Linked DNA regions of Homo sapiens: region 2 is linked to region 1. A link is an interaction called in ENCODE POLR2A ChIA-PET data of the cell type or tissue named here. Cell type or tissue: Panc1. All regions are shown on one strand.

The links. Peaks named below come from ENCODE experiments on the same cell type or tissue, not always from the same donor. Only the 100,000 strongest peaks of a DNase experiment are listed, where the experiment ranks them.
Region 2: POLR2A ChIA-PET joins it to region 1 with 11 read pairs; 2 of 35 experiments call an interaction of 5 or more read pairs at or near these places.

The regions. Positions count from the first base shown.
Region 1 is chr2:100,043,906-100,046,405 of GRCh38, reverse strand. All of the region lies in intron 4 of AFF3 (ALF transcription elongation factor 3), which reads left to right. Among named protein-coding and RNA genes, the nearest start is that of AFF3, 97 kb to the left of the region's middle. In Panc1, no CTCF peak of the experiment used is centred here; no DNase peak of the experiment used is centred here; H3K27me3 peaks cover 403 bases.
Region 2 is chr2:100,284,060-100,286,559 of GRCh38, reverse strand. LONRF2 (LON peptidase N-terminal domain and ring finger 2) reads left to right here. Exons shown (of 12, transcript NM_198461.4): 12 at 2,068-2,500. The coding sequence ends at 2,262. Among named protein-coding and RNA genes, the nearest start is that of LONRF2, 37 kb to the left of the region's middle. In Panc1, no CTCF peak of the experiment used is centred here; no DNase peak of the experiment used is centred here; H3K27ac peaks cover 1,756 bases.

The DNA of each region.
Region 1 (2,500 bases):
CTTATTGACTATTTACTTGAGAGGCATCGTAGATTAATGGTTTAAGAACATGGACTCTGGTACCAGACTTATAGGTTGGAATCCTGATGTTACCGCTGACTAGCTGTGGGGCTGGACACATTACTGGGCCTCTCTTGTGCCTCATTCTGTTTGTGTGTGAGCACTATAGAGTAGGTATAGGATAATGTAAACATTAGCTGTTATCAGAATCATTGTCTGCACCAGCTAAGTACATGCCTTACATGCATTGTTAATTCTGTTATTCCTGTTTTACAGATCAAGAAAGGTTTTCTTTTGAAGGTTGAGTTACTTGCCTTAGATCATGTGATCAGCAAGTGGTAGACTATTCTTGGAACTCAGGAGTGTGTGCTGTTGACCCTTGAACAGCTCTGGGGTTAGAGGTGCCAACCCTCATGCAGTCAAAAATTCACATATAACTTTTGACTTCCCAAAGGCTCAACTATGAATAGCTTAATGTTGACTGGAACCCCTACTGATAACATAAACAGTTGATTAACATGCATTTTGTATGTTACATGTATTATATGTACTGTTAATATATGATAGATATTATTCTTACAATAAGCTAGAGAAAAGAAAATGTTATTAAGAAAACCATAAGCAAGAGAAAATATGTTTACTATTCATTAAGTGGAAGTGGGTCATCATAAAGGTCTTCATTCTTTCCATCTTCCTGTGGAGTATACTGGCTGAAGAGGAAGAAGAAGGGTTGGGCTTGCTGTCTCAGGACTGGCAGAGGTGGGAAAGGTGGAGGGAGGGGAAAGGGAGGCAGGAGAGGCAGGCACATTTGCTGTAACTTTTATCAAAAAAAAAAAAAACCTACAATAAGTGGACCCATGCAGTTTTTAAAATCCATGTTGTTGAAGGATCAACTGTATTTTTGAAAGCCCTCACTTAAAATAATAAATATTCATTGATAGCCTTAAAGGGGAAGACATAAGGCAGTTCTTAGCAGAGTATCTGACATAGGGTGAGAACGCAGTCACGGGAGCTGCTGTTCTTATTAAGAAGTACATTAGTCTGCAGTTGCTTGTCTGTTTTCTGTGCCTCTTAGAGGCAGAACGAGAAGAAAAGAGCGCCGGTGAACATGCGACTGTTGCTGGCGGGTAGTAACTGCGGCACTCAGCTGCTCCCTAGCTCAGTTGTCTTCTGAGTGACCTCACCGTCTTCTCTACCACTGACCACTTGATAAGGAAAACGGCCAGCTCCTCACCCTCCTCCCCTTCCCCACCTCTGTTGCCATGGCCAGTCCCCCTCCCCTTCCTTTCATTTCTCTTCCTGACCAGCCACAGCCCTGAGTTTCATCAGGGAGGCTGGTTGGGCTGAGGAGGTGCTTTGGAGCCTCTGTTGGAAAGATTAAAAAAGATGCTGTGGGCTGATGCTCTTCTTCCCAAAGCAGATTGCCGTCTTGTCCACATCCCCCTAGCTTGTTCCCATCTCTCTCTTCATGTCTGCTTGACGTGATGGTCTGACTTGCTGGACAGCGAGGCTGCTGTGGAGTATCCCCCAGGTTTAGAAATAGTACTGTCCATTTCGAGGCCCCATCAGACATCCCCCATGTTTGATGGGGCCTCTAAACGGACAGTACTGTTGTACAGTTTTCTTTGGCACATCCATAGATTATTTTAAGGACTATAAACCTATTAATTACTCCAAAGTAAATCTCAGAGGTTAACCTGGGGCCTTTGATATGTTTAGTGTTTTGAAGGCTCAGTCGAGTGCCAGGTCGATCATTATTGGCAAGTGAACCAGCAAGCATCTGTCTAGCCCACGAAGGAAAAAAGTGAGAGAGTATGCCTTTCTATATATTGCCCAGGGAAATTCATTTTATTTTTAGCTGTTGGCTACTGCAGTGGGACAGGAAAGTCAACTTAGGTGTTTAGAATGAAAAACAGCTTGAAAAAAAGACATTGAGGTTCATTGCACTCTATGACTTGGGTAGATAGATGGAAGGGGGTTGTGAAACGGAGCTATTCTGAATACGTTCAGTGTTTTCATTTAGAGATGCAGAGGTTTTCTCTTTATTTGTATCTTAGTGGACAGTGACAGATGAAAACAGAAAGAGCCACTTCCCTCAAAATACATAGCTGTGCATGAATACACGGGGTGAGCTGTTTTCCACGAGAGGGGATCCTGCTCGGTGCTGAGAGGGTAGAATGGAGGATGCGGGTCCTGCCTTTCAGGCACCCCTGGTGTAACTGAGAACCCTGCCATCCTGAAGTAGGGTAAGGTGCAGAAGAGGTCAAGACAGCCGCACACCACCCTCATCACTCCTCCATGTGTTCATTCCTGGCCCCATGGCCAGATCGGCTGGGAAGGAAACTGCCGCGGTGAGCTCTAATTACTAGAGATGGAGACGCTCAGGTGCAAGCTGCCTAATTACAAAAGCCCAGAACACACATGCTCTCAGGGGGCCCACCAGGGTTAAAGAGACTGAAAAAATAATTTTGGCTGCAAATTTAAGTGAGGATGAACACCA
Region 2 (2,500 bases), 240 kb before region 1:
TGCACCTGGTATAGAGATGTTGAATAAGTGAAGAGAAAAATCCCATCATTCTTGTGACATTAGTAGCGTGACTTCCTTGTCCTCTAAGTACCCTGCTGCCCAGCTGTCATGGGCTTTCTCTGGTGCTCCCTACAAGTACTTTTGGTGAAGCTGGTTCTTTAAGCAATGAATGAGCTTAGGTTTGTGGAGCATTTCTAAGCTCAGGTGGGCCTCTCCTCTGCATTAGATGGGAGAGCCAGGCTGGGCTGGTTTAAGATTGTGCCTGAGAGTGTATACCTCCCACCTGTACATGGATGCTCAGCTGTCAAAGACAGTAGGGGAGGGGGATTGGCTCTCAGCTGGTTTAGGGTGATGTGAAAGGTCTTTTCCCATCCATTTTAACTTTTTTTTTCTGTCTCTTGGAGCTTCTATCTTTTACCCCCTGCCTGAATTCTTTTTTTTTCCAAACACAGAAAAATGCTTTAACTGCCAGAAATTGCCATTAAGTCCTTCCTGGCTTGCCCTTTTTGCATAAGCCTTTGTTCTGCAGTATCCTGGAACTCAGATTCAGAAAGCATGGTGGTTACACTGACTTGCATTAGGATATGAGTCATTCTTTTTCCTAGGAGTTGTTGTTTATTAACCAAATTAATCAATCTCTACTTGGCGGGTATATTAGCTTCCTACTACTGCTGTTAAGAAATTTCACGAACGTGGTGGCTTAAAACAACACATATGTATTATCTTTCACTCCTGGTTCTGCAGGCCAGACTATGATCAGGGTGATGGCAGCATGCGTTTCTCTTTGGAGGTTGTGGGGGAGAGTCTGTTTCCTTGTCTCTGCAGCTTGTAGAGGCTGGCGGCATTCCTCGGCTTCCTTCCTCCATCAGAGCCAGCAATGTTGCTTCTCTCCGACCGTTCTTCCAAAGCCACATGTCCCTCTGACCACAGCCCAGACAGGACCCTATATGAACACATTGGGCCCATCAGGATAATCCCCCCATCCCAAAGTCCTTAACTGAATCACATCCTCCAATTCCCTCTGCCATATAAGGTACCATATGGGGGACCATTTTTCTCATGACTACAGAGGGATTTTAGGTAATACATCAATTTTTATATGAGGTCCTTCCCATTAAGCGTGCTACTCAGTTTTTTTCTTTCTCTGTGAGATGAGGCAGGGAAAAGAGTGTGAATCTGTATAAAAGGTTGTTTTCTCCATCTGTGCCTTTCTACCTCTGAAGGGCAGGTTGATGTCTTCCTCACAGTGACTTGGGCTACCCCTGGTGAGCTTTGGCCACAGTGCTATTCCTAGTCCTCCAGCATAATCTACCTCACCCTAAACTAAGGTGACTCCAGAGTTCACCCTCCCAGCTCTTATCGGCATCCTGCACATTTTTGGAGAAGGAATAGAGTGAAGAATCCTAGACCCTGGAAACAAAAAGGCCTGGATATCTTGGTTCCAGTACTAAGAATATTGAGAACGAGTTTATGATCGGCTTTTGCCTAGCACTTAGTCTAGAAGTGCTTTGTTTGATTATGTGAAATAAAGGTTATTTGGTGGCATAATAATTCTTATATATATAATTTATGATAACTCTTGCATATGACATGCATACATATATATGTTTCATACATACACTCATTTGCCACATTGAGTATGTCACTCAAACTTGTACACATACTTTTAGCCTTTATAATATTATGCTTTATATGGCATGCTTAAGACATAAAAAATAATAGCACAGAACATTGGAAAGTGAAGGTTAAAGTGATAGTATTCTCCTCTGACTGGTATATACTCTTAACTGAAAGCTTGAGAGAACAGAAGCAACTAATTCATAGAATCTCCCCATGGAAGATGCTTCTCTTTGCAGGCTCTTCCTTTTGTGAGTTCCCCCACCTTTAAATGTGTACCATAAAAGTAAACTATGTATTTTGAGAGCTGAATGAATTGTGAATTAGCCCTAAAATACAAGGTGGCATTTAATTCTTGCTCACGTGTCTGTTGGTGGAGCAAAAGACTGTGTTGGGGAACAGGCTTGCATTTCCAGTGTTAACCTTGCTTTCCCCTCATCTCTTTTGCAGAGTAATCCCAGCGGCCCTGCCTGGTCCTGGTGGATCCTGGCCGTGCTGCCCCTGGAGCGCAAGGCTCAGCTGGCCATCCTCGGCATGACCTCGCTCAAAGAGCGGCTCCTTGCCATCCGACGGATATTAGTCATCATCACGCGTAAGATGAATAGTCGGCAAGAGCTGGCTAATGCCAGGGAGAGAAATAATTGATTTTTCTCTCTGTCAAGGTTTCTGGCAGCCCTTGTGCTTTTATAAATGTCAGGCATGGACGAATAGCCGTCCATTCATTGTGCTTCATCAAGTGCTTGTGGATGAGGTTCCAAAATGGGACGCTTGCCAAACATTGAGTCCTCCTCAAAAATGACAATTCTGTGTCTGGTGGGATCTGACCTTGTGTGAGGTTAGCCTGAAGTCTGAATGGAGCCCATAGTTGGAAAACAACCTAAGA